Linked DNA regions of Mus musculus: region 2 is linked to region 1. The links are chromatin loops, found by intact Hi-C in ENCODE. Cell type or tissue: heart. All regions are shown on one strand. Links, peaks and the distances in the headings refer to the core of each region. The heading gives the core; the rest is flanking DNA. Region 1 has its middle 27 kb from the start of 1700129C05Rik. Region 2 has its middle 18 kb from the start of Zdhhc20.

Region 1 (15,229 bases), core at 2,516-10,515:
TACAATGCAGAACACCTTGACTTCAAGCTAATTTTAATTAACAGCAAGTCTATATTTAGCCAGGTCAGGGTCTTTAAATTTATTTTAATTACAAATAAATAAACACTTGTGATCTATTAACTCATTCCAAATAAAATATTTTTAAGCCTGTGGAAGCTTAAAAATATCATTTGTGGCTATCATTTGTATCTACACACATGAAGATGTGCACCTGTGTGGAAAGGAGATCAATGTCAAGATGTCTTCCTCCATCATTATTCTTTTTACGCACCGTCTCTAATTTCTGGAGGAGAAACAGATTCTCTTTAGCCATTATTAGGTAGATGACCTTCACAAGTACACCAATAGGAGGAAGTACTTGTTCTTCTACTGAGAGAGTTTGTGCCCTTTGTTACATCAATTATATTAAAATTCCTCATTTCAGGAGACCGCCCTCCCCCCCCCCCCCTCTGTTCTTTGGTAAGTCAGCGGTCAGTAAGCTTTGAAGATGCCTTGGCTACTTCCAAGATGTTCCTTCCCTGTTTTCTATCTCTGGATTCTCTGTCTTTCATCTATGTCCTCTGTGCTATTTGTGATAGCTAATACCCTATGATAGCAAGTACTCTATGCTAAAACGCCATGACCGAAAGTGTCTGAAGGAGAAAAGGGTGTGACTCAGCTTATAGTTGTAGTGTATCGTGAAGGGCAGTCAGGACAGGAACTCAAGGCAGGAACCTGGAGGCAGGAATGAAGCAGAGGCCATGGAGAAGCACTGCTTACTGGCTTGCTCCCAATGGCTTGCTTGCTGTTTTACTCTGTGTGTATGGGTTTTTGCCTGCAGATATGTCCATGTGTATGCAGAGTGCTCACGGATGGTGAAAGAAGACATCAGAGCCCCAGGGCTGTGGTTATAGATGGTTGTGAGCTGCCATGTGGGTACTGGGAGTCAAACCCAAGCCCTCTGGAAGAGCACCCAATGCTCTTAACCACTTAGCCACTATCTCCAGACACAGTAACCTGTTTTCTTATACCACCCAGGACCACCTTCACAGGAGTGGTACCACCCACAGCAAACTGGGCTCTCCCTCATCAATCAATTTGCTTGTGTCAAATTGGCAAACAACAAACCTGACCAGGAGAATGAGCGTTGTGTAAGTACTTGTAATGGTTTATTGTCCAGAGACTGGCAACCTAACAGCCTTACCTGTCCAGTGGTTTGGAGGCATCCTCACAGGTGGAGCCCACAGATGTCGAGGCTGACTGTGTGTGACAGAGGAACGCTAGGAACAGAGGCTTCTCAGCCCATAATTTAAAAATGAACTATAAAAGGAAGGGGGAGGTCAGAAGCTTAGGAAGGGGACACATTTGTGAGACTCTGGTCTCATGGAAGGGAGGGGAGGGATCGGATGGGTGTTAAAGAGAATCTCGTCACTGAGGAGGCTTGGGAGAGGGCAGAAGTGAGACATTTCTCTACTCTCCATATAGAGAAGGTGCAAGACTGAACTCACCTCTGGGAATGAACACAGATAGGTCACAACTGGCAGTACACACACACACACACACACACAGGAGGATACTATGTGAAGGCTGAACTCTTGCTAATATACACCAAGGAATCCTAGGCAGCAAGAGAAGACTCTGCAGCAGGTTACCCTGGTACCTACAGAGAAAGCTAATGCCTCAGTCTTGGACTTGGACCCTCCAGATCAGCAGTGGTGACTCTGGAAACTAACACAATGACACATCATGCATGACCCTGCCTCATTCTGGTGCCTGTCTCTGATCTTTGATCACGGTCTCAAAAATGATTAGATGGGTCAGCCAACCTGTGTATTCAGTGCCATTCTCGAGGCCTGAGAATCAAGGTGTCCAGAATGTTCCAGAGTATCAAAGAACATCCTTGCTTGATTAAGACCAGTGATATCATTTTGCTTTGCTTTGTCACTTTAGAACTGGATTTAAATATGTGTGTGCATGTGTGTGTGTGTGTGTGTGTGTGTGTGTGTGTGTGTGTGTTTATGTGCATGTATGTGCATGCTTGTATGTATTTAAGTGCATGCATGGGCATGTGTGCATATGTGTGTGTGTTCATGTGTTTGTGTGTACATGTGTGTCAATGTCCATGCATGTGTGACATAAAAGTAGAAAGAAGACTATGAAAGGGCAAGAAAAGGTCTTAAGGGGGTGGGGAATGGAAAGCCCGTGTTGTGAAAGTAGAGGACAGACTACATAGGAAAGGAAATGGAGACTGAAAATACAGGGACCAGGGGTGAGGAAAGTCAGTGGGGCAAGGGAACAGTTCATAGCAAGGATAACGGCACATGTGTATAACGATGCCATCGTGAAACCCATACCCGTGTCTTACTTTTTAAAATACTCCCTATTGGTTCTTTGTGAATTCCACACCATGTGCCCAATCCCACTCATCCCTTCTCAGCTCATAATTGCCCTCCACCCTTGCAACCTCACCCCTAACAGCGAAAAAAAAATCTCATCTTGGAAGCTGTAGTGTGTCACAGTATGACCCACAGTACACCCTTTTGTCCACACATTTTTGCTCATAAATATTCATTGCAAAGACATGTTGGTTTGGTACCAGGCCTCCAACATCTGCTACTCCATCAGTACTGAAACCTCACTGGGACTCCTCTCGAATACCTTGTTGTTGCCCTGTGTCATGGAGATCCTGTAGTTTTGGATCTGTAGGACCAGCCCCTTCATGCACTCCAGCAATTCATCCATGGGGTAGATGTTGGGATGGGCCAATTCAAAGCCCTAGATCTGGGCCTGAGAGGAGTCACCCCACTGCCTCTCCCCTTCTCACACACTTGGGTTGGCTCACCAGCAACCCCCACAATTAGGGCCAGCTCTACCTTGCTATCCAGAGAGAGGTGTAGGGCCCACTCTCCTGAGTGTTGCAGCTGGTGAGAGACATAGCCAGCACCCCCACTCTTGTAATCCCTGGCCAGCCCTCCCACCAACCATAGATGGTGAGGAATGGGCGGGGGGAGGGCATCTCTCCCTCATCTGTGCCACCACCCAGCAGACAGAGGCATGGCCAGTTCTCCTGCATGTTCATGCTTTCGAGGCTGACTCATCTGCAACCCCCATACCCAGGACCAGCTTTACTGTGCTGCCCAGGTGAAGTTCAGAGCCTGCTTCCAGTGCCGGAGCAGGTGACAAGCACGGACAACTCTCCGGCTCTCATGACCCCAGGGCCAGCTCTCTGGACTGCCATAGGTGGCAAGGGGCAAGGATTACAGAGGGCATCTCTCCCTTGTTCACACTGCCACACAGCAGACAAGCTGTGGGGCCAGCTTTCCCATGCTCAAGGTGATTCACCTGCACTGGGCCATCAGTGTGTTGTCCCTGTGAGGTGCAGGGCCTCTCTCTGGATTGCACCAGCTTGAGGCCAACTTTCACTAGTGACATGATAAAACAAATGCCCTATGATCTTGGATGCATATCTAAGAATACAGAGTCCTTAGAGAGTTGTGAAGTTTTTACCAGAGGCTGGGTAGGGTTGGAAGAAAGGGGACATTAAAAGCTGGTTAGCAATACAAAGTCACAACCGAAAAGGAGAAATACTTCTGGGGTTCTGGTACGAGAGGGGATGATAGGTTTGCACTGCAAGGTTTAAATACTTGGGAGAGAGGATTTTGACATTTCCTTTCTTGCTTGCCTTCATTTTCTTTCCTCCTTCTCTCTCTTTTCCCTCCCTTCCTCCTTCCCTCCCTTCCTTTTCCTTTTTGTTTTGTGATACTGAGGATTGAACATAGGGCCTCGTACATGTGAAGCAAGTACAGTACCACTGAACTACATCCCCAACCATATAATGTTTTCATAACAAGAAATGAAAATGGTTTGGGATAGTGGAGAATCTGCCGGTCTTTTGATTAGCATTAGACAATGTATAAGTAGGCCCATATATGTCTCTACAAATGAAGGGATTTCATTCTTATCTTGGTTGAAAGGTACTGTGTGTGTGTGAGAGAGAGAGAGAGAGAGAGTACATGGAGGTGGGACTTAGAGACAGACTGACAAGACAGACACAATTTTTCTGTATCCATTCCTCTGTTGATGTACACCTCCGTGTTTCCCTCTCTTTGCTAATGTGAACACTACTGGGATGCAGACACACGTGCCTCTTTCACACGCTGATTTTATTCCTTTGGGTACACTCCCAGGAGTTAAAGTGTACCCATTTCTGAATCTCTTGGCTCTGCTACTTTTAATTTCCACAGCATTTTCCAGAATGGTTGTACTAATTTACACCTCTAACAACAGACAGACGAAGAGGAGTCCCACCATCCCAGCATTTACATTTTGTCTTTTATTGGGATTGTTCTTATTTTGACTTGGTTTGCCTTTTGCTTGGGGAGGCAGGTTGGGTTTTGGTGCTAGTGGTGGGCTTTTTGTTTGATTGTTTTTCCTTAATAATTGTGTAACTGGAATGAAATGACATCTCATAGTGATCTTACTTTCCATTTCTTTGGTAATTAGTGACATAGAATTATACCTGTAGCCATTTATAGTTCTTTCTTGAGAATACTTTGCTCGCTTCTTTTACTCATGTTTTAAGTTTATTATTTTTACACATAGCAGGTGTGATCTTCCTGCACAGTTTAGGAATGGTGTCTTGTTCTTCAGGTGGTCTCTTCACCAGAGATTTCTTCCTTTGTGCTGCAAAACCTTTTAGTTTATGTTTAAAACGTCTGTTCTCTTATTGTTGCCTGTCTTTTATATTCTTCTCCAAAATAGCATTTCTGGAAGTCAGTCTTGTTGATTCATTCTTGTAATTACATCACTGGAGAGGCTGAGACAGAAGGATCCTGAGACTGAGGCCAGCCTGGGTCAGGTAAAGAAGCCTTGTCTCAAACACAAAGAAAATCCTCACTGGACCAAAGAAGGTTACAGAGCGTTTCTGCTACATTTTCTTCTAGTAGCTTTATTGTTTCATATTTTGCATCTATCTAAATCTATTTTGAGATAAGTTTGTTGAATGATCAGGAATTCTTCTGAATGCAGACACAGAGTTTCCCCAGCATCACTTAATAAAGAGAGTTTTCTTAGCCAGATGTGTTTTATTAGCACCTTTACTGAAATCCACGTGTCTTTAAGTGCATGGATTACATTCTATCAACCTGTGACTGTTTTTATCGTACAATGCCACACGTTGTTGGCTATTATAGCTCTGTAGTATATTTTAAGATCAAGTAGTATGAAGTCAGTTTTGTTTTTTCTCAAAAGTGTTTTTGGCCATTCAGGGTCCTTTATGGTTCAAAATGAGTTCATCAATATTTTTTCTATTCAATAAAATTTTGATAGAGATTGCATCAAATATGGAGCGCTTTTTGATAATATGGATATTTTAATTATTTTAATTCATCCAATCCATAACACAAGATGTTTCTTTTCTTCATAAATGTCTTGTTTTCATTATAGAGATCTTTAAAGCCTCAATTAAATATATTTCTAATTTTTTTGGACATATTACAAATTAGTTACTTTCTCAACATCTCTCTCAGGCACCTAACTATCGTCACGTAGAAGGCTGTTGTTTATATATGCTGATTTTGTATCTTGTGACTTAAATGGATTTATTAGTTATTCTAATTTTTTGGTAGTATCTTTAGGATTCTCTATATAAATGAGTAAAGCATCTGCTAACAGAGATAACCCCCAAGATCTCAGCAATCCATGCAAAACCTCGTTTCCTACTATGTAGCCCTGGCTGGCCTTAAACAGAGATGCGCTTGCCTCTGTCTTCTAAGTGCTGGATTAAAGGGGTGTGTGTGTGTGTGTGTGTGTGTGTGTGTGTGTGTGTGTGTGTGTGTGACACACAGCAAGCGTAACCCTGATTTAAAGCAAGTCTTTCATGCGTGGTTGCATATTTTGCAGCAGTGTGCCCACAGTAGCTGCAGCAATTAAAGAGAAGTGAGAGCATGGACTACTCATAAATTAGCTCCTTTGTTAGTAAGAAGGGGTAAGATAGCCACCACAAACTAATTGTTTTCTTAATCATTTTCTGAATCTCAATTGTGTTTCCTATCTCAAAACCAGTAAGCAGCAAAGGTAGACTCACAGACACTGGAGTCAACTGCATAGATTCCGTCTGCTAATCAAAAATAACTCTTCAGCTAGATAGCTACGGTAATGCAAAAGATAATTTATTTTCTACATGACATAAATTAGAAGTTATTACATTCCAGATTAATATATTTTCTTTAATATTTCTGAAATTCTGTCTTTAATTTCCAAGTCCCAGGGAGAGAGCTGTTCTAAGAAAAAAGTCTGTCTCTCTCTCTCACACACACACACATACATGTATGTAGGTATAGCTTACTGTTGCCCACACTGAGAGAGCTATGAATTTGTCTTGTACATAAATCAATGAAATCCTCCTTTTTTTTTTCATTAAGACACTATGATTATATTACTGGGCTTACACTGCCATCGTGTGGTAAAAATGAGAAACTAGTTAATTTTAAGGTTTTTTTTTTTTAATGAAAACTTTTATACGTCTTTCCCCAAAGGTTTAACAATGTATAAAATAATAAATGTACCCAAGATTTTATTTATCATATTTCTGAAATTTTTAGAAATTTTAGTTAGAGTTATATAATAACTCTGGCTATATAGTAGATTCAGCTTCTAAACTCAGATACGCCCAAGCCAACTTTCAGCCATGGGAATGTCTTGTAGGCTCCCAAGACTCATCTGAGACTTAGGAAAGTTATTCATTTTGCGGTCTCAACCATGTATTACAAAACCGTCTGTTCTTGCTGCCCCTGTCATAATGGCAAAATAAAGACCTTCAGACAATGGCATCAGAAACCTGCTGGAGCTACTGAGGTCCAATAACAGTGTCTGCTGAGCCAAGAGGAGGAGGGGAGGGATGTGTGCCATAGCTAATGGGAAACTCCCTCTCAGCTTGGGAAATGTTCTTATTTAATCATAATTCAAAATTTTAGGTTAAAATTTAGTGTTTTTCTTATTTCCTTTTCTCTTTTCATTTTCATCTTAAATATCTCATATAATATTTTGATAATATATTCTTTCACACACACCCCTCTACTCCTCACAGAATCTCCAGGACTCCCAACCTCCCAACTTCACATTCTCTCTTCTCTCAAAATTAAACAAAACTTTTTAAAAATTAGAAAGAAATAACAAAAATAAAAGGCACATGTTAAAAAACAGAGCTCATTTTGTGTTGGCCAACTACTCCAACACAGGCCTGCCCTGGAGTGTGCTTGCTCTCCATAGTGACACTCCACTGGAGAAACTGACTTTCTCTCTCCCAGTAGGTATCAACTTCAGATAACTCCTTGGGTAGGGACTGGGACTTTGTGCCTATTTAGGCTTCCCTGTGCTGGGAGAGTGTCTAGAATTGGTGCAGGTCTTGCGCATACTGCCATAGTCAGCAGCATTCATATCTGTGTCAGTCCTGTGTGTCTGGGAGACACTGTCTCTGTGGACTCATCCACCACCTCTGGATCTTACAATCTCTCCAGCCACTCTTCCACGTCAGTCCCTAATCCTCGAAGGAAGGAGTTTGGTAAAGACATCTCATTTGAGACCAAGTGTTCCAGAGAGTCTCTCTCTTTGCACATTATCTAGTTGTGGGCCTCTGTTTTAATTATCATCTGTTGCAAGAAGAAGCCTCTTTGGTGAGGGTTGAACAGTGCTCTGATCTATGGATATAGTAATAGGTCATTAGGAGTCACTTTATTGCTATTTTCTTTAGCAGAATAATAACATTAAGTTTTTCCCCAGGGCCCATGACCTATCTAGTCTCAGGTCCTTGGCCACTTCAGCAGTGTTAGGTCTGGGTTCCATCTTATGGAGTGGATCTTAAATCAAATGAAAAAGTGGTTGGTTATTATCAAAACATTTGTGCAACTACTGCACCAATATATCTTGCAGGCAGGGCACCGTTGCAGGGACAGGACTGAGTTAGCCAGAGCCAGGCTGACTCCATGACAGGCTGCAAACTGGCAGTTTGGGAGACTAGGTCTAAGTTTCTGTTTTCCAGAAATGAGAATCCAGATCCAGGAACCTGTGGTCAGCCAATCACGGGCACAGGCAGCCAATCCGAGGACACCTTGTCACCTGGCCTAAAGTATGAACAAGTAGCTAAAGTGAGTAAGCAACCCTCTGGGAAGTCTCCAGAGCCTGACCAATAGTAGAATCAGTCAGACCCTGGAGACAGAGCTAACCAGTCAAGGTAAAAGGACACACACCCCTCCCTGGAATTCCCCTACTTTTGTGGGTCACTCTTGTGGGTCACTGTTGTGGGACTCCGTTGTGGGTCTCTGCTGTGGGTGCCTGATGTGAGTCACTGTTGTGGGTTATAGTTGTGGGTCACTGTTGTGGGTCACTGTTGTAGGTCACTGTTGTGGGTCACTTTTGTGGGTCACTGTTGTGGGTCACTGTTGTGGGTCACTGTTGTGGGTCCCTGTTCTGGGTAATACTGATGACTACTTTTCTCCTTCAGCAAACTACCTTTCAGCACCATGAACACTAGTGAGTGTGGGAGGGATTCCCCTGAAAGGGTCATGATAGGCTGGGAAACAATCTACAAAGAGGTGAGAATGAAAACTCAGTTTAGCTTGAGTTAGTCAGCCAGGCTGGATCAAACCAGGCAGTCTGATACCAGGTATTTTATTGCAGCATATTTAAACACTGTATAATTTAGAAAAATTATACTGGTATAATACAATTCCCATTGGCCAAGGAGGCATAATTACATCAAAATTCAACTCAAAGTCATGTCATTTCTTTCAAGAAGGTGGGTTCTAGGGATAGGCTACCTGTGTTAGCTTAAGGGCCTGAGGAAGAATTTGGTGTGGTCTCAGCCATACAGACAACATAGAGGTCATTTGGGCTATAGCCATCTCTGATTCTGGTTCTGGGAGCTTGGGGGAACCCCTGGGCATATCAATATGTAAGGGTCATTTAGACTGCTAGCCACTTCTGGTCCTGGTTGTGAGAGTTTGACATAGCCTGGCCCCACAGATAACACAGTTCATCAGGCTGTTAATTGCCTCAAACTCCCAGTCTTCTAGATAGAAAAACAGGCTATATGTCTCATCTTTTAGAATTCTCTATTTAGTTCTATATCCCAAATTTAATTTGGGTTATTTGTTTTATTAATTATTTTTATTTCCTTGTATATTATAGATACTAACTCACTGTCAGATATATAATTTGTGAAGGTTTTTCCAATTCTATAGGCTTCTATTGTGCTACATAAAAATGTTTGTTTCATGAGATACCATTTATTAATTGATGGTCTTAGCGCCTGTGCTATCAGTGCCCTGTTCAGAAAGTCTTCTTTTGTGCCAATGGGTTCAAGTCCATCCCACACTTTCCCTTCTATCAGATTCACTGTGTCTGGTCTTCTGCTGAGGTCCTTGATTCATCTGGAGTTGAGTTCTTTGCATCGTAGTAGATACAGTAAGAGATCGAATCATTTCTCCCTCGTCTATTTTTACCTCCTTGTAAAATCAGTGCCCATAGGTGTGTAGAATGATTTCTGAGTCTTCAATCCTATTTCATTAATCAATGTGTCTAGCTTGTTATGCCAATACAATGATTTTTTTATTACTATAGCTCTGTGATTCAATTTGAGATTAGGGACATTGATACCTTCTGCAATACTTTTATTATTCAGAGTTGTTTCCATATAAAGTTAAATTTGTTTTATTTCTGCAAAGAATGATGTTGGCATTCTCATGGAGATTGCAATGAATCTGTAGATTGCTTTTGTAAGGATGGCCTTTTTCATAACATTAATCCTACCAATCTATAAGCATGAAAAACCTTTCCATCTCCAATGTTTTCTTCAATTTTTTCAATACTTTGAAGTTTTGTATTATACAAGTCTTTCACTTGCTTAGTTATGGTTACCCCAACATATTTTTGAGATTATTGTGAAAGGCAATGTTCCCCTGAATTCTCTCTCTGTCATTTATCTATAAGAAGATTACTAATTTTTGTGTATTAGTTCTATATCTTGTTATGCTGTGGAAAGTATTATCATCTGTACAAGTTTCCTGGGGAGCTTTTGGGGTCTTTTAGTTTAAAAAAATCATATCATCTGAAGAAAATAAAGGTATTTTGACTTTTCCTTTCCTATTAGTACTCCCTTGATCTCCTCCAGTTGTCTTATTGCTCTAGCTGAGACTGCAAGTACAATATTGAATAAGCATGGAGAGTGGACACACTTGTCTTGTTTTATTTTAGTGGAAATGCTTTCAGCATCTCCCAGTTTAGAATGATGTCAAGTGTGGGCTCATTGTAAACTACCTTTATTATGATGAGGTATGTCCCTTGTGTCCCTAGTCTTTTCAAGACTTTAAATTTTAATTTAAAGTTCAATCCTTTTCACATCAATAGCATCATCCTATTGTCACACAGGGATAGCAAATTGCTTGAACCAACCATAGCTTTCCACAGGTTTTCCAGATTTTGTAGTCTCACGTTCATGGATACGTTGTCCTAATGAACAGATTTCTTCTCCCTTCTCTTGAGGTTTCCCTTCATGTTGGTGGTGGGATCACAGGTAAAACACACCTTCAACTCCCATCAGAAAACACATCTGGGTTTGAAATCCAAGCTTGCGCTGCTGCTGAGTGGAGCAAGCACCATCATTTTTTGTCCCCAGAGACTCTACCTTTTCTGGACAGTGCTCTTGACTGCACCAGGACGAGTTGGCTTTAGGTTTGCCACTGCCTACCTTTTGGTCTCATCTATATACACACCCCTTTCTATCATCTAATGCATGTTCCTTCCTGACACTTACATCCCAACCACTATTTACCAAAACATGCTGTTATCTTCACAACTGCCAGAAGTATTGTGTTGTTGTTGTTTTGGTTTTGTTTGGTTTGGTTCTTCAGCTTCCTCCAATAGGAAACAAGTTCCACACAAACATTCTTTTGAGCAACATGGAAGTTGTACCATCTCTTGACATTGGCTGGACCATAGTCTACTTACATTGAAAAAAATCAGTGATGAAGCACCAACTTGGTCATCCTCAGATGGCTTTCTTTATGATACTAGCTCAGGGACCATTTATCACTGAGTAAATCCTAGAAACCAGAAGTTAAAATCACCACCTTCCTTAATAGAGCCAAAGCACAGCACATTACATAATGGATAGAAAATGTCCCCCACAGACTTGTGGGCTTGAACACTTGTTTGTAGCATTTTGGAGGAAATTGAAGTGTCTTTAATGTGCTTATGTCAGAAACATAGGTAAACACATTTGTATCTTTCCCAGTCAGAGTGTATTGAACAACATAAAGTCATAAGGAATGGTTATAGCAAGGCAACTATTTGCCACATGGCCCCACTCTCTTGGTGATGGTGGCTGCGTCTAACATAGGTCCTTCTGTTCTAATCTTAAATATTAATTAGATATTAACTCTCAGCATTGCAAATTATACATTGCATACTATGTGTGTGCATGTGCAAGTGTATGTGATTATGTGTGTGCATGTGTATGCATGTGTGTGAATATGAGTGTGTGTGTGTGTGTGTGTGTGTGTGTGTGTGTCTACATATAAGTTACAGAGTGAGTGCAAAAAGAACAGTGCATAGGTCTTTCCCATAGGCCCTTGACATGCACACTGGGTTGGTAGTGGCCATCACCACCACAGTGCTAGGAGTCCACCACTCCATGGAGTCCAAATGAGTTACACCCTTTCCTGGATTTGCTCTGTCCAATAAATTTTGGTTCTGACTTCCCTGGTAAGGTTTTATTACAGGTATGTATACTTACAGACCCAGTTTACCCTGATAAATTTATGAAGTAGTACTGTGGTAGTTTGAATATGCTTGGTCCAGGGAGTGGCACTATTTGGAGGTATGGCCATGTTGGAGTAGGTGTGGCCTTGTTGGAGGAAGTATATCACTGTAGGTGTGGGTTTTGAGAGCTTCCTTCTAGCAGCCTAAGGATGCCAGTCTTCTGTTTGCCTTCTGAACAAGATGTTGAACTCTCTGTTCCTCCTGTACCATGCCTGCATTGGTGCTGCCACGCTCATGTCTTGATGATAAAGGGATGAACTTCTGAACCTGTAAACCAGCCCCAATTAAATGTTGTCTTTATGAGTTGCCTTGGTCATGATGTCTGTTCACAGCAGTAAAATCCTAACTAAAACAACCACCCTTTCGACCTCCAGGAGTTAAGTCAGTATCCACAAATAATAATTATAAATATATATACTAAATATATATTCCAAATAATTGGAGCTAGCCACCTCACTTGAATTTATGGCTATAAAATCGAAGGAGGGGGCACGTTAAAATTAAAAGCATTAAAAATCCTCCCTTAAATGATCCAAATATGAGATAAAATATTTCATAGAATACAAATAGCTATAGATAATGAGAGGAATATATAGTCAATATTTTTAAAATAATTTAATTTGTACTTGGTGAACTATGTGTCTTCTTTATCTGCAAACTTCACAAAGCCAGTATTCTTGATCATTTTAATGTGAAGAGACATCATGACCAAGGCATCTCTTCCAAAAGAAAAATTTTAACTTGGACCCACAGCACTCCAGGACATGCTAACACAGGCATGGCCATGTCCACTAATAGGCCCAGTGTTGAGAGGAAGAAAGGAGGGAAATATAGATCTCTAAAGCTTATTGGCCAGCCAATATAGTCAAACAGATGAGCTCTGGGTTCAGTCATAGGTCCTGTATCAAATAATAAGGTAGGGTAATCCTAGCAGGTAAGGTTCAACAATGAAAATATCAAGGAGTTAAGGTCATACTCAAAAAGAGAAGTATAAATGCAAAGAATGTCCAAATCATAGAATCAATCACTGCCATGACTGGCAATTCTTAAAGACATCTGCACCAAATGTGGGACTACTCCACACATCAAAGTAGAAGGCAAAGTACTTCTTTGAGTTCTGTGTTGTCTGTGATCACTAGGAAAAACTCTGAAGAGGTAGAGCCACCTTGAACTTAGTCTTATGGATAAGCAGAAGTTTGAGGGAATCTTAAGGAAAACAAGGAGAATCCAGGAGCACAATAACAGTGTGGTCAATTAGCTGTGTGACATATGAAGAAGTGCTCATGGAACAGTTCAATCAACATGAATTAAATGAAGGAAGGAATTGACAGCAAGGACATTCACTAGCTTAGCAGTCACCTTATATGACTTATATGAATTACAGCTTAATTTTACAGCCCATCACATCACAAAAGCTGTACAATGAACAGAAATGAAATGTTTTAGCTTGCTTTCTTGTCTGTCTATTTGTTTGTTTGTTTGTAAAGGCTTTTGTAATAATTTATGGTAAAAAAAATGTTGTGTCTGATCAGAACATCTTGAGGTCATAATTACTGCTATTATATTGATAGTTTCCAATCCAATAAAGAACAAAAATACTCAAAAAATAAAAACAACAGGATAAGATGGAGAATAATCAAGATAGATGCCTGACCAACCTTTGTCCTACACACACATGCAACATGTGTGCTTACAAGCATGTACACATATGTATAGAGACATGCAACATATGCCACACACAGAGACAGAGAGACAAACAGAGACAGAAAAGTCAGAAAAAAAATAGATAAGAAACACCACCAGCAAAAGGGTTCATAATACTACCAGCGTACAGTTTCTACAAGTAGGAAGAATTTGTTGCTGAACACATACAATTATAGGTGATGGTGATTACAATTTGGAGATGATATTGTAGTTTTCTTTTTGGTTGTCACCACGACAAATCCTTTTATTTTCACTCTGATTGTGAATGTCTCAGCATCCATGTGAGACAATTATGGAAACTTCTCTTCACTCCACCCAGCCCAAGGCTGTAAATTGACAGCATATGCCAGAAGTGTGGGTGCTGATCTTAACAACTTGTCAGAGACTCTGATGGCTCTGAAGAAACTGATCTCAGTACATTGAAAAACAAAAAACCTTTGTTGCCAGTTCCTAACATATTAGCTGCACAAATATATTTTTATCAACTGTAACTTACACATTAAAATATGCATGGTTAGAAGGTTTCATTTCTTGTAGGGAGTTTGGAGCATGTGGACTTGTCTTTGTCTTAGTATTTGAACAATGGATGGCACAGTTTGCAGAGGTTTTAGATCGTCCAGGAAGTGGTGGGTCTCTAAAGGAAGTGAGTCCTTGGGGGCTTGACCTTGAGGTTTTATAGCCCAGCCCCACTTGCTGTTTGCTCAGCCTTTCAAGTAGGAGTGACAGCAGAGATATAAAGCCTACTGCTTCTACTAGTATGCCTTCCCCTCCCTCCATGTCTAGTCTTCTCTAGATTCTGACTGTGATGGAATAAATGCCTAGAGATGTAAGCCAGAATAAGTGTTTAAGTTGTGTGGTATAAAGGGCTAGGAAAAAGAAAATCACAGTTGCAGGTGACTATGTGCTTCAATCGGTTGCTTACTGGGGATATATTGTAGACAGGGATTTTTATTAACTCAGTTTTTAAGATGTTACTGCCCAGGAACTAAATGGTTAGGGATGTTAGTTACCAGGGACAAGGCCAAGGGAGATGCTGGTTGCCAGGAACTGGGTGTGGATGTATTGGTTACCTAGAACTGGGCTGAGAAACTTTATCAGGGGCTTGGTAAAGAGAGATGTTGGTCAGCAAAGCAATGCTGTGAGGATGATTGGACAGCAGAGGCTCCTCGTGGGAAGATGTTGATTACTAACAACTTCATTGAGGGAGATCTTGGTGACCACGAGCTAGTTAGTAGAGTGATATATGTGATCAGGGAGAACCGGGTTGTAAGGGACTGGTAAGAGGAGAGGTTGTTAAATTAGAGACTGAATAACTAAAGGCATGCAGGTAACTTTCCTGGAGATGGCCCACCATTTTAGCATAGCTGCAATGAGTAAATTCTATATTGCAGGGCCTTTAGAAATCACATCTCAGAATTAAATTTTATTGCTGATATGCCTTTTCAGTCATTAAAAATTAGTCTAATAATTCCTGGACATTAGCCCACCCTAATGGGCAGATTGTCTGCAAATCAATGAAGATTTACTCTCTTGTAGTAATGCTATATAGACAAACTGATTATTTCATAATTCCTAATAATGATTCTAAATTTTTACAGGTAAATAGGAAAAGCTGCAATTAGGGCTCCGTAAACATTGATGTGTCACAGTCTAATTGCACTAGGATAGAAAGCAGGCTTGCAACAAATTTATGATTAGGGAAAACATTCCTTTTAGGCTAGCTGTGAAA
Region 2 (15,229 bases), core at 6,823-14,822, 1.2 Mb before region 1:
TGAAAGTTCATACTGGCCTTTAACTTGATGAGTTCTATGTAAAGCTTTGTGGAATTTCTTTCTTTTCTTGTCTCTTCTTCTTTTCTTTTCTTTTTTGTTTGTTTGTTTTTCGAGACAGGGTTTCTCTGTGTAGCCCTGGCTGTCCTGGAACTCACTTTGTAGACCAGGCAGGCCTCAAACTCAGAAATCCGACTGCCTCTGCCTCCCAAGTGCTGGGATTAAAGGCGTGCGCCACCATGCCCAGCTTGGAATTTCTTAAGATTAACAAACCTCTTACAGAAATAACAGGGTATGTGATCGGCATGACCCTACTCAAGTTATTTTTCTGTGTCAATGACTAGCAGGCATGTTATAGTACCACTATGAAATAGCTGGCAGGCATGGAGCAATGGCTACAGCTATACAGGGTGAGGGAGCAGACCTCAACACTTAGCCTGTTTGCTCTCACTGGCAAGTCTATTCCTCAGTGACATCAGAGCCTACTTCTTTAGGATTCCAGCTGAGACATCGAGCCTCATCACCTGCTCTGCCTAACACACTTGAGGCTGTGGTTTTGGTTTTGTAGTACTGGATTGAATCAAGGGTGGCACACACCTTGGATACCTGAGTTGCACCCTGGCCTTCTCTATACTTGTTATTTTGAGACCAGGTCTCACAAAATTCCTCAGGCTGGCCTCAAATTCATTCTGTAGCCAGGCAGGCCTTGAACTTGCGATCCTCCTGCCTCAAGCTTCCAGCATGGCTTGGATAGGAGGCCTATGCCACCAGGACTGGCAACTTGATTGATTTTAATGGCTTGTTGCAAAGCCACATCTAATGGCTCTTCATCCCTCTGGGTGCTCTGGGGCTCACTCCACAGCTTCCGTTTCTGAAGCTTAGCATCCACGAGCTCAGGTGAGACTCTTCTCGCTCCTTCCCGGTTGTCCAGGACTGGCTGTGGGGGAGTGCTCATGACCTATGTGCTGACGATGACGGGTCAGAACCTGGACCTGTCATGGGCCCTAACAAGCTAGGTTGGGCCATCCTCAACTAACCAGGCAGTGAGAAGCAGAGACATGAGATTTATCCACATGGTTATCCAACAGGAAGAGGAGCAAAGAGGTCCAACGACTCTGTGTTTTGGAGGGAGCAAGGGTGGCCTAACTACAAAGTCAGCAACAGGGTGTGGGAGCTGGTCCTGTCCCTCAAAGACTGCAGCACTTGGGAGAGTGGCCCCTGCATTCACCCCCCACCCCCAGGCCCAGATCCAGGGCTGAGTTGGTTCGCCCCGTAGCATCTATATCATCTGTGATGGTGAATTTTTATACAGTGGATGAAAACATGCTTCAGTAGACAGTTTTAGCTTCTGAAGGTTTTTTATCCCCCCCCCTTAAATTTTTTTTAAACTTCTGAAACCATCTTACTTTTACAGATTAGTTGGAAAATATTACAGAGAATTTCTGTAGAAGCTTCCCCCAGCTTCCCCAAATGTCAGCTTACATAACTGCCAAATATTTATCCACACTCAAAAATTAGCATGTCCCACAGCATAACCTAAGCCATGCACTTCACTGGGATGTCACAGTTCCCAAGGTCCATTTTCTGTTCCAGGACTTCTCACGTGTATGTAGGCCTTGGGCCCTTTTAGTCAGCCCAAGTCTGGATGTGGTTTCTCAGTCTTTCTTTGTTTTGCATGATAAACACTTTGGAAAAGTACTGGCCAAGAGGACCAGAAAGACAAGGCAGTATTCTCACTTGTGTGTGGATTCAGAACAATCACATTCACAGGATCAGAGAGAGGAATGGTGTTTATGAGAGAGAGAGTGAGAGAGAGAGAGAGAGAGGACGTATACATTTTAGTTCTTGATGACACAGCATGATGATAAGACAATATTTTGCATGTTACAAATTGTTAAAGGTAAGCCCCAAATGCTCTATGTATAAAACTAGTACTTGAGGTGAAAACAGGTGTAGTAGCTTGATTCAACAATCGTTTTTTGTGGGTATATGTACATATATACATATACATAAACATATATGCATACTCAGCACCATAAAATATGTATAGCATTTATTTTGGCCCATTTGCTAGATTTAATTTACTATTACTGTTTATGTGGAGTCAGTTTTCTCCTTCAACCTTTAAGTGTGTTACAAGGATTGAATTCAAATCACTTGCCTTTCAAGGCAGGTGCCCCTTCCCCAGGCACCTCTTGCAGGCCCCCGTCTATTTACTGTAAAGAGTTAGAAAGTGACTCAAATGCCAACACTTTTATTTAAGAGGGAGAGAGAGGGAGAGAGAGAGAGAGAGAGAGAGAGAGAGAGAGAGAGAGCCATTCAGGAAAGGAATGAGCTGAGATGAGGACAAGTCCTGAATGGAAAGAAAGAAGTCGATACTCATGAAGGCAGAGGCAGATTAAACTGTGAATTCAAAGTCAGCCCGGTGTACGTGTAAAGCTCCAGGCCAGACAGGAAGGACTCTAAAGTGAGACCCTGTACCCCCTTGACACCACCCCCAGTCCAAAACAAACAAAAAGAAAAGTGCTGTTCAGGTATTTTGTAGAAGGGTCCTTAATTGAGGTTCATTTGATGATGATTTCTCACGAATACAATGACAGTGTGGATTTTTTTCCCTTTTTAAAGATTTGTTTTGTTTTATTGGTACATGTATATGTGTGTCCATGTGAATTTTTATGTGCACTGGGAGAGTGTAGGTGCTCACAGAAGCCAGAGAGTGTGGGGTCCCCTTGGAACTGGAGTTACAAGTAGTTGTGAAGTGACTAATGTGGGTATTGGGAACTGTTGTTTTAAAAAAATACAATCTCAAACTTCAATTTACCAAATGAAGACTCAGAACACTGTGGTGAAAGCTTGGTAGCTCAGAGAGGCAGAGAAAGCAACCAGCTGACTGACCTTCCTACTTCACTGATGTCCCAGAAGGAAGAAAACTCCTCCATGTCTTAAATACCCTTCACCTCAACAACTCTCCTTTCAGTCTCCTTAGTTCACTCCCTGTCAGCTGGTTGCTCGCTCCACCTGGTGACCTAGGGTTGACTTTATTTAGCTCCTGTTTACAGAGAGCTCTTGGGGTTAAAGGTGTGTGCTCAGGCTGAGACGCACCACAACTACTTGTTTACAGTAAACAGAAAGGTGTTAGGGCTTGGATAAAAGGAGTTAGGGCTGAGACACGGCACAACAAGGTTTTCCAAGTTCCTAATCTTATGGTTCACAATGTGATCAAATATCCTGCAACAGAGAACTGAACCTTGGGTTGTCTACAAGAACAGTAAGGCTCTTAAGCATGAAACCATCTCTTTAGAACTTGGAGTTGTGGATTATAGGGAAGGAAATCAAGTAGGCAACATGTTGCATTACAGGCATCTTGGAGTATGATTGTGAGCTGCACAAGACTTTCAGTAATTTTTGCTTTTTTCTTAAACAAGGTGTCATCTCCATGTTTGTTTGAGTTAGGGTTCTATTGCTGTGATAAACACCACTGACCAAATGCAACCAGTGGAGGGTCTTAGTTTGGATTTTATTGCTGTGAAGAGACACCATGATCATGGTAACTCTTAAAAAGGAAAACATTTCATTGGGGTTGGCTTTACAGTTCAGAAGTTCAGTCCATTATCATCATGTCAGAAAGCATGGCAGCACGCAGGCAGATATTGTGCAAGAGAAGGAGCTGACAGTTCTCCAGATCCGAAGGCAGCAGGAAGAGAACTGTTACACTGCACGTGGCTTGAGTGTTTGAGACCTCAAAGCCTACCACTTAGTGACACATCCCAGCAAAGTCACACCTATTCCAACAAGGCCTACTTCTTGATAACACCACTCCCTATAGACTTATGGGGGCCATTTTTATCCAAACCACCAAAGTGAGGAAAGGATTTATTTTGCTTATAATTCCAAAGTATAGTAGTGCATAAACTAGAGAAGTCAGGGCAGAGACTCAGAGCAGGAACCTGGAGGCAGGAACTGATGCAGAGATAGATCATGGAGGAGTGCTGCTTACTAGCTTGTTCCCCATGACTTGCTCAGCCTGATTTCTTATAGCATCAGGACCACCTGCCTAGGTGTGTAGTACCACCCACAATGTGCTGGATCCTCTCATTTTCAATTATCAATCAAGAAATTGTACCAGGATTCTGACAAAACTGTAACAACACGCAGTACCCCTTTAAGGCCAAGGGGAACCCCATCTTCTGCACGTTTGCTAGAATTGTCAATACAAGCAGGAAGCTTGTGTATATATCAACAAAACCATGCACAGAGTAGACAAGCTCACCATACATGCAGAAGTGCAGCTACAAATAGGTAGTGTTCTACATAGTGCCCAGGCTATGAACACCAGGTGCCTCTATTATGCAGGCACTGCTGACACAGTGGACACTCTCTCTCCTCTGCTACTCACACTCTTCTCTTCTCTTCTCTTCTCTTCTCTTCTCTTCTCTTCTCTTCTCTTCTCTTCTTCTCTCTCTTTCTCTCTCTCTTTCTCTCTCTTGACCTTTTTCTCTACAGTCCTCTAAAGATCTGTTTCCACCACTCCAGCTATCTCTGGGCTGCCTCCTGAAGTTGGTAGATTCCCACCTTCAATTGCTACATTTATTTCTGCTTGTGACTTTTCCTGGGGAAATGTGTGTATTGGGGGAGGGAGGAAATCTATCCACTCAAGATAGGGCAATGATGATAAACCAAAGAAATGATTCCTCCCAAGTCTAGCCCCCACATTGCTCTTGGAAGCATGGGAGAGAGGTTTCTTGCAGTAGTGCTGGTGACTGGTGACTTAAAGACAGCTATGATCACCAGAATGCTGAAGAGAGCTGGTGGTGACTCAGGCAACCATGTCCCTGGAGCTCCCTGAACAACTCTGAGGCAGAAACTAGAAAGCTTTGTCTCCCTAGCATTTATCACTGCTTCTAGAACCATGCAGAGGTCTCTGTGAATCTCACATTGTAACTTGCTAAGGTTTCGGAGTCTCTAAGTTGAATGTTTACTTTCTTCTTTCCAGGAGAGAATGTTTCAGTTCAGGGAGAATTGGCTACACATCTCTAGTACAGTGAGTTATTGTGTCTGATTTTCTGGAAATCTAAACAGATAGCTTGTGGTCACTTGTTCATTGATCAGTCCAGGAATGAGTTATTGATGGCCTGTAAGCTATAAACAAAGTCTGGACTCAATTTCTGTCATAGGAAACATATATTGATGTCACAGTTCACACAAAAGGCTTAAGAGTTCCATGATCAGAAAGGATCAGGCCCTTAGGGAACATAGAGATTCACCATCTCTGTGGCTTGACATTTCTGTAAGGTCATTCAGATCGACAAGTTTCTAAAAGCAAAGCAGAGTGGACCTGTTGCCATGGACACAGAGGTGCAGGTGGGGAGTGTTTCAAGAGGTGGCAGAAGAGGCTATTGAAACGCCCAAGTAGCTCTATATTCTTGTCTATGCTAACTCCCTTTGGGGGACACTTAGGTGGGATACATACTCTGTTGTATGTAATGACTCAGTTAAAAATAGTTTCCTCCTTAGATCATAAGATTCTGAAGAAGGAATTACACCTGATTTGTTTACCGCTGTGAGCCTAGCACAATGTCAGGCACATAAAAGATACCATACGATAGTCATTGATTGAATAATGCATGTACATTTATAAGTGATATGGAATTAAGGAGGTCCATGCTTTCCTTATGAAAAATTTTAATCTTATGATTTCAATCATCGAGGTCTTGCATACGATGGTTAGATTTAATTATCATCTTGATATATAAACGATAGTCTCTGAGTAACTGCTAGATGGGACTGGCTTGTGAGCATGCCTATGAAGACCTTAATTTATGTGGGAAGACCCAGCTCACTATGGGCAGCACCATTTCCTAGGCATGGGGCCCTGACTGAGTAAGAGGGGAGAAGTGGAGCTAAACACAATCAATCAAGCAGCAGCATGCATGCACTCATCTCTCTTTACCTTTGACTGTGGATGTGATGTGAACCGGTGACTTCCCTGACATGGTCTGGAACATGGAATTGTGCGCATATATAAACTCTTCCTCCCCTGAGTTGTTGTTTTTTTTTCCAGGTCATTTTATCACAGCAACAGAAATGAAGCTAGAACCAGTGCCCTCCATTGTGTTATTAGAATGCTGTTATGCTTACTCTACATTTTCAAATAGAAGAGACATTTGTGACTAGAGATTGAACTATGCCAGAGAAAGTGGTGGGGTTTGCTGTTGCTTGTGGTGCTGGTAGTGGAACCCAAGGCCTTGAACATGCAAAGCAAGTACTCTACCATTAAGCTTCATTCCCATCCCCAGAACACAGTTAAGGTTAAATTGACTTTGAACTCTGTGTTCAGGTTTTCAGTTGGCGTACTGATGAGGCATAAGAAGCTGGAGGCTTCAGTCTTGGAAACTGGGGAGCCCAGGGATAGTTCTAGCTACATCATTGCAGAGGGCATCATGGAAGGAATGCATATGAAAGGGAGAGAGTGATTTAAACTCTAGACACACTGTCTTCTAACTATTCACCTTCATAAGGACTCCATCAAGGAGCCACGAGAGTATTTTAGTCCTTTCTGAAGGCCCCAGCACCCCACCTCAACTCAGTGACCTAGCTTTCTCCAGTTAGTCCCAGTTCTTCCAAATCCTACCACCTGTGGGAACTAAAGGGGGCAGGGGAGGGAGGACAAGGGAGGATAGCCCATGTCCTGCCAGAATTCCTCCTATGCTCTGGGCAGGCAGACGTGGGAGGGCTGTCAGATGCTTTCCACTCGGTCCCGGGTGGTCATCTAAACCACTGACCCCTCTTGATGGGGGGTGGACAAGGGGCATTCCCTGACTGGGTTCCCTGGGGGCAACACCCTGTAGCCCTGGAGTTATGGGAAAGAGGGCATAGAGGGAGAGGTTCCCATACAGGCGAGAGTCTGCACAGCGGGCCTTGATGAACAGAGACAGTCTGTGGTTTTAGAGCTTTATTGTAGAAAGGCAGGGAGAAAGAGAAAAGGTAAGAGAGAGAGAGACCGGCCATGGCCAAGAGGAGAAAGGGGAAAGGAGAGAGAAAGAAGAAAGGCTAGAAAGTAAGAAGGAGAGAGAGGAAGAGAGTGAGAGAGAAGAGAAAGGAGAGGAAAGGAGAAAGTAAGAAGAGTATAAATATAAGAGGAGTAAGAGAGTGAGGTGAGGCCAAGCAGGCCCTCTTATAGTATGCTGTTATCTTTTCTGTTGCTAGTAACTGGGGAGGAGTCTAGCCTGAAGGTCAGAAGCTTGGGACATTGTCTACGTGACTACTAACCATGCTTCTCTTGTGGGGGCTGAAGGGGCAGTAACTTGGACAGGAGGCAGGGTTCTAGGAGACATGAGAGAACTCCTTCCATCTCATGTAGGTGAATTATCACCACCGGGTCCAGGGGTTCAACATCTAGCCTTGACCGGAAACCAGGTTGTCTGTGCATAGTCCAATGCCCCACAACCACCTTTAAACATCACTCCACTGGGGGCCAAGCTTCAATCATGCATTTTTGGGGATGTCAAATGGCATCCAGACCATAACAAGGTCTTTAAGGGTTTAGTAGGGAAAATACAGATTGTAGAATCAGATATTTGGGTTCAAGTCTCCATTTCATCTTTCATTAACAATGGATGTTGTAGATTTTGTCTATTATCCTCAGACTAGGTTCTGCTACTATATAACGAGTGCCATTTTCATAGCATTTGTTATGGGGATTAAGTGAAATTTTATGCATAATACATGTATATATGGGTAGGCTTGGTATGAAATAAGTAGCTGGGCATGGTGGCATGCACATTTAATCCCAGTACTCAGAAGACAAGAGGCAGGCAGACCCGAGAGTTCAAAGCCTGGTCTACAAGAGTGTGTTCTAGGACAGTTAGGGCTACACAGACCCTCTCAACAAACGAACAAAAACAAAATAAAAAATTCTTTCACACAGAATTCACAGCACCAAGTCTTTAGACTTGCCACACCCTGGTGAATGTTTACAAGTGCTCAGAAGCAGCTGCTGTTGGGTGAAGGAAGAGGAAGGAAATGAACTGTGGCCTTTGTTCTCTGGGTGGCGGTTTGAATGAGAATGGTCCTCAAATGCTCCTGGAACTATTTGGAAATGACTAGGGGGCATGGTCTTATTAAACTAAGTGTGTTGCTAGGGTCTGGCTTTGAGGTTCAAAAGCTAGCCCATTCTGAATGTTTTCTTTCTCCCTTCTTCATGGTTGTGTCTCAAGATGAGAGCTCTCAGCTACTGTTCCAATGCCATGCCTGCCTGCCTGCTGCCGTGCTTCACACCACGGTGGTCATAAGCTCTAACCCTATGGCAGTTTAAGCCCCAAATAAGCGTTTCTCTTTGCAATTTGCCTTGGTGATGGTGTCTTATCACAGAAATAGAAGAGTAACTAAGACAGTCCTCCCTCTAGATAGGCATCTATTTTTATTTCCTGGCTCAGGGTCATTTTATCATACTCCACATTAAGTATTGTAACAGCAGAGCTGGAGAGAGGGCTCATTGGTTAAGGGCACTGGCTGTTCTTCCAGAGGACCTGGGTTCAATTTTCAGCACCCATACTGCAGCTCACAGCTGTCTGTAACTCCAGAATCCAACACAGACGCACACGCAGGCAAAACACCGGTGCACATACAATAAATAAATTAATTTAAAAAGCATAACAGAAAATTTGATTAAAGAAAAAGAAGTGTTTGAAATAGGTATTAGGGAATTTTAACCAGAGAGAGCACTGGAGTAACACAGAGAAATCCCTGCTGGAAGCAACTATCATGTTCACGGCCTGAGCATAAAGGCAAGAGGTTGGAGTTATTGTAGTCTAGAGGCTTGAAGGAACAGTCAGTCCTACGCGATTAGGAAAGGATGCCCAGAGGAAAAGGCTAGTGGGGCTTCGGAGAGCACAAACAATGGAGTTGGTTCTAGGCTTGCCAAAAAAAAAAAAAAAAAAAAAAAAAAAAAAAAAAAGCAGCCAGAGACTGGTACTGCAGGGATGATGCAGGGATGCAGGCCGAGACTGGAGATATCACAGGGCTTGTTTTCCAACCCCAGGCTTGAAGCCTCCCTTGTACTGCTCACTGTGGGCAGAGGTCAGGATGCTGCCAGCCAGCAGGTAAAGGCAACCAGCATCCCCAGGTCGCTGCCTAGCATCATAGAGCCCAGTGTGTATGGAAAAAGGAGGCTGGAACAGTGAGACAATCCCTTTTCCATCTGCAGGATCCTGCAACTTAATTTATACACTGTCTTAATTAGGGTTTCTATTGCTGCAATGAAACACCATGACCAAAAGCAAGCTGGGGAGGAAAGGGTTTATTCAGCTTATACTTCCACACTGCTGTTCGTCACCAAAGGATGTCAGGTTTGGAACTCAGACAGGGCAGGAACCTGGAGGCAGGAGCTGATGCAGAGGCCATGGAGGGTTCTGCTTACTGACTTCTCAGTCTGCTTTCTTATAGAACCCAGGATCACCTGCCCAGGGACAGCACCACACACATGGGCCTGATACTCCTCCATGATCATTAATTGACAAAACACCCTTAAAGCTGGATCTTAAGGAGGCATTTTCTCAATTGCGGCTCCCTTCTTTCAGGTGACTCAAGCTTGTGTCAAGTTAACAGAAGACTAGCCCAGCATACCCTCTCACACTTGAAGTGGTCGCCAAGAATTCAATCATATAATCTACTTATCCCTCTTCATGGTGCTGGATATTTATGTGATTTCCAGATTTTAGTCTCTGAAATGATGCTGTAATGATAGTTGATAAAATTATGACTCAATATATTTGAGGAGAAAATAGTCATAGTTTGTCTTTTTCTGGGCCTTAGAATTAGTGTTTTTCTCACCATCAAATACTTCTCACAAATCCTCTGCAAACCCGAATGCTGTAAGCAAAAAAACGTCATCTCTCACTTCACTCTCGTGGAAGGAGGATCGATTCCACCAAAACAAAGGCACACCGCCATCAGAAAAGCTCTGGTGGTGAAGACTCGGAAGGAACTGCCCCGGGCTTCATTTCCTTCCTCTTCAAATACAGCCCGTCGCCAACCAGCGGGCAGCAGGCGCAGTCTTCTGAATACTCACCAGGGCGTGGCAGTTCATGCTGCCTGCAGTGTTTTCTTTCAGACTGGCCTTTGAGACAGTCCTTGCCTTGCTCCTACCTTCTTCCGTGCGGGTGCCTGGGCATGGTTTTGGGATGCAAGGGCGCCATCTTGTGGGACTTTCGTGTTGAATTCTATTTCTTTGAAAGCGTCCGCACTGAGACTGCGATCACTTTTCTCTTTTTGTCTCAATTATCCTACGGTGCTGACGAGGTTGTACTGTGTCACGCTCTCTCTCTTTTTTTTTCGAGACAGGGTTTCTCTGTATAGCCCTGGCTGTCCTGGAACCCACTCTGCAGACCAGGCTGGCCTCGAACTCAGAAATCCGCCAGAGTGCTGGAATTAAAGGCGTGCGCCACCAACGCCCGGCTGAGGTTGTACTGTCAATTTGAACTCCACATTTTGAGAACATGTATTCTTTCTTATGATGATTCTTAATGTGCCTACATTAAAAAGTAATTTAAATTAAGATTTTATTTATGTATTTATTTTTACTTATTTATGGGTGCGAGGGCCATGTGGAGATTACAAGGCAACTTTTGGGAGTCAAGTTCTTTCTTTCCAATATGTGGGTCCCGAGGACTGAAATCAGGTCATCAGCCTTGACAGCAAGTGCCTTTAGTCACTGAACTATCTCATAGGCTCTTGAAGTTTTATTTATTGGAGACAGGGTTTCTTTATGTAGCCCTGGCTGTCTTGGAGCTCTCTATGTAGGCCAGGATGGCCTTGAACTCAAAGAGATCCATAGTGCACATGTATGTGGCAGTCAGAGGACAACTTGTAGGACCGTATTCTATCCTCCCACCAGGTGGGTTCCAGGGCTTGAACTCAGATGGTCAGGCTTGGTGGCAAGCACCTTTATCTGCTGGGCCACGTCAGTAGCTCTAGTTGCTGATTTACATAAACTGTGGTCGGTCTAGGTCTCACCCCCTGCGTCTTCAGCTTACTACATGGACTTATATTCCTGCTGTTCAGTTCTAACTCAGTGCCATCTTCCTTGGCACAATTTATTTCTTTAGTGGTGGACACTGGTGCAGGCAGTCCTGACAGGAAGCCCTTGGAGCCACCCTCTGACCGTTAGCATGTTTCTCTGGGGACATTTGGCCAGGAGGCAGGCTTGCTCTAAGTTTCCTTAAGATTGTCAGTGTGTAGCCAGCAGACACAGGGATCTTGTTTCCTGAGTCCATGCTAACACTCCTAGATCACATCCTACTTTTTGCCAATCTGGTAAGTATGGGTTGGTGTCTTGTCTTAATTTGTATACTGCTCAGAGCTTTCTTGGGGACTCAGGCCAATCTTTGTGCTCTCTCCCCTCTCAAGGTGAATGCAGTCATCAGCTGCTTCTTCCCTCTTCTCCCTCCTTCTGCTCCTCCCCTCCTTCTGCTCCTCCCCTCCTTCTGCTCCTTCCCCTCTTTCTGTCCCTCCCCCTCCTTCTGCTCCTCCCCTCCTTCTGCTCCTCCCCCTCCTTCTGCTCCTCCCCCTCCTTCTGCTCCTCCCCTCCTTCTGCTCCTCCCCTCCTTCTGCTCCTTCCCCTCTTTCTGTCCCTCCCCCTCCTTCTGCTCCTCCCCTCCTTCTGCTCCTCCCCCTCCTTCTGCTCCTCCCCTCCTTCTGCTCCTCCCCCTCTTTCTGCTCCTCCCCCTCCTTCTACTCCTCCCCTCCTTCTGCTCCTCCCCTCCTTCTGCTCCTTCCCCTCCTTCTGCTCCTCCCCCTCCTTCTGCTCCTCCCCCTTCTTCTGCTCCTCCCCTCCTTCTGCTCCTCCCCTCCTTCTGCTCCTCCCCCTCCTTCTGCTCCTCCCCTCCTTCTGCTCCTCCCCTCCTTCTGCTCCTCCCTCTCCTTCTGCTCTTTCCCCTCCTTCTGCTCCTCCCCTCCTTCTGCTCCTCCCCCTCCTTTTGCTCCTCCCGTTTCTATCCCCCCCCACCATTCCCTCTGCTTCTCCTTGTTTCTCCCCTCCCTTTTCCTTTCCCACATAGAATCTCACTTTTGCCCAGGTGTGCCTCAAACCCTTGAACACAAGTGTATCTTCCCCCCAGCTTCCCACATAGCTGGAGTTATAGAAGCCTCTGACTGTGCCCAGCCTCTTTGCTTGTTTTTCTACCAAGTTGTTACATATTCTAAAGGTCAGTCCCCCAAGAGTGTTTCAGAAATGTTAATTTATCTGGGGAACACTTCCAATAGAATTGTGCCTGAACTCCTGGTTACATGTTATTTTATTATTATTATTATTTGTTTTTTTTTTTTTTTTTTTTTTTTTTTTTTTTTTGAGACAGGGTTTCTCTGTGTAGCCCTGGCTGTCCTGGAACTCACTTTGTAGACCAGGCTGGACTCAAACTCAGAAATTCCCCTGCTTCCGCCTCCCAAGTGCTGGGATTAAAGGCATGTGCCACCACTGCCTGGCAGGTTATTATTATTATCATTGCAATTGATTTGTATTAGTTTTAAAAGCATTCTTAGCTATTTCATTTTCTCTTCAGTATCCATTTTGTAGTGAGGTATTAGATGCATTTTATCCTATGGTATACTTATTCGAAGTGTTGCTTTTTTTTTTTTTTAAGATTTATTTATTTCATTTTATGGGTACACTGTTGCTGTCTTCAGACACACCTGAAGAGGGCATTGGTTCTCATCACAGATGGTTGTGAGCCACCATGTGGTTGCTGGGAATTGAACTTAGGACCTCTGGAAGAACAGTCAGTGCTCTTAACTGCTGAGCCATCTCTTCAGCTCTGTATTAGAGTTTTATCTTAAAAGATAAATGTGGGGGCTGGTGAGATGGCTCAGTGGGTAAGAGCACCCGACTGTTCTTCCGAAGATCCAGAGTTCAAATCCCAGCAACCACATGGTGGCTCACAACCATCCGTAACGAGATCTGACTCCCTCTTCTGGAGTGTCTGAAGACAGCTACAGTGTACTTACATATAATAATAATAATAATAATAATAATAATAATAATAATAATAATAGATAAATGTGTGGTATTAGCCTTTAATCCCAGCACCTGGGAGGCAGCGGCAGGTGGATCTCTGTGAAATTGAAGCTAGCCTAGTTGGAATACTGAGTTCCAGGACAGCCAGAACTACTTAGTGAGACCTGTCTGGGGGGAAAACAAACAAACAAACAAACAAAACACATATGTAGGAGTCAGTTCTCTCCTTCACTTGGGGTGAGATTTGTCTCTCACTATGTTACAAGAGTGAAGTCCTGTCTTTGCCTCCTGTCTCATGGGGGGAATGGCTGGCATTAGAGATGAGCCACCATATCCTGTCCTGTATGTGGGTTCCAGAGAGCAAACCCATGGCATCAAAAGCAAATGCTTTTACCTGCTAACTTGTCTCACTGGTTCCTGTCCACGGGATCGTAAATGTCCCCCAAACACCCACATGTTTAAGGGTTTGGTCATCATCTTGGTGCTATTAGGATACAATGAAGCCTTTTGAAGCTACCTTCATGATGGACTGTGATCTACAGGACACATAAGCTGAATTCAACCCTTTCTCCTCCAAGTTGATTTCAGTCATGTTGTGTGAGACCTCAGCTTAGAGCGTTTCTCCCTGGAAGGTAAAGCCCCAAGCTTGTTTTCCCTGATCTCTAAAAATGCAGCCAGAAAGAAGCTCTTTGTTCTCTATAGCAAAAAACCTTTTTGTTTCTGTGCCTTACAGCCAGAGATGTGATAATTGTAGGAAGACCTACAAGGACATAGAGATAGACAGAGAGGAGGCTGCAGCTCACTCCCCTCCCCCTCCCCCCTTGCCAGAAAAGAGATGTAGCCAACTCTCCTCCCAACTCCTCCCAATTCCTCAGCTAGCTGTTAAAAGCTCCCTACTGTTACCACTCAGGGTCGAACTCCCCTGTCCTGCACGGTGGAGGGACTTCATCCTCAGCTAGCTGATAATAAAACCTCTTGCAGTTTGCATTAGGTGTGGTTCTCTTTCGAGTCATTGGGGTGCTGGCCAGCTAGCTCATCCCGGGACTTGAGCGGAGGCCCAGCTTTGGGGGTCTTACAGTTGTTTGTCACAGCACAGGAAACAAACTAGAAGAGAGGTTGGCACAGGATCATGGAGTACTGTTCTCACAGATCTGACCATGGTGTTTTTGGAAGGACTGTGGAAGATATTTGGGGTTTTGAGATAGAAAACAATTCTGTGCTCAGAGTTCAATGAGCTGTCACAGGAGCTTGGAAGACAGGAATATGGGGGCAGTGCAGACAACAGAGGTCTGGTTTGGGGAGTTCCAGAGGGAAGCAGAGACTTTTTGGAGCCATCTTTGTGCTATTTTGAATGAAGAATCTGGGGTTTCTAATTAGCTGGGACTGTGATTAGTAAGAGACCAGCACCTCTGAGGTGTGGTCTGGGAAGTGTTTCCTCATGGTCAGCACACAAAAGCTGTGGTCCAGAGAGGGACCAAAGCTGCATCTCAAGCCAGGTGCACAACTTCAGAGTCTTCCACGTAGCACTGGTTTTGGTGGCGTGAGAGCTGCAGGACAGGGATGTCTACCAGGGTGCCACCATGCCTTCTCAGGTGCATGGTTCCACTTATACAACTTCAAAGAGTCATCTGTTCACGTCTTTTCCATTTTGCCTGTGTGTGCATGAGAAGTTCTTGCTGCTCTCTAACTGGTGGTCTTCCTGCTTCTGCCTCCCGGGTTCTGGGGTTACAGGTATAAGCCAGCAAGCCTGCTTTAAACAGCTGTTGCTAAGTTGTAGGAAGTATATTTTCTAGATGGCAGTCCTCCTGGGCTCTATGATTTGTAACTGTTTCCTCTAATTCAAGAATTACGGTTTCTCTTTCTTGCTAGTGTCTATTGAGCTGCGCTCTCTGATTTGTAACTGTTTCCTCTAATCCAAGAATTACGGTTTCTCTTTCTTGCTAGTGTCTGTTGAGCTGCGCTCTAACTCCGAGGAAGCTCCCTTTGCATACTCTTTGTCTTGCTTCCACTGTCTTTTCTTGTGATTTGAGCATTGTAGCTAGGAAACCAGAAACAGTCCCAGTACCATGGAGCTTTGTGGCTTCCTCCATTCAGCGCATTGATGTGTTTGGAGTAGCTGTTTAATATTCTGGGCAGTCTTGTTGAAAATTATCTGACATGTCTTGAGGGGTCTCTACTGTAGTCCTTCGGTCTTGCAGGTGTGACCAACCTTTTGGTATTGAG

What was found. Peaks named below come from ENCODE experiments on the same cell type or tissue, not always from the same donor. Only the 100,000 strongest peaks of a DNase experiment are listed, where the experiment ranks them.
Region 2: a loop joins it to region 1, with 2.8 times the contacts of the local background. A loop is called at or near these places in 2 of 42 quality-filtered maps.

What each region holds. Positions count from the first base shown.
Region 1 is chr14:59,108,097-59,123,325 of GRCm38, forward strand. No RefSeq gene overlaps it. Among named protein-coding and RNA genes, the nearest start is that of 1700129C05Rik, 27 kb to the right of the region's middle. In heart, for the core only: a CTCF peak has its summit at 6,436 (motif pointing left); no DNase peak of the experiment used is centred there.
Region 2 is chr14:57,900,587-57,915,815 of GRCm38, forward strand. No RefSeq gene overlaps it. Among named protein-coding and RNA genes, the nearest start is that of Zdhhc20, 18 kb to the left of the region's middle. In heart, for the core only: a CTCF peak has its summit at 10,188 (motif pointing left); DNase peaks (open chromatin) are centred at 8,015 and 10,105; H3K4me3 peaks cover 655 bases; H3K27ac peaks cover 566 bases.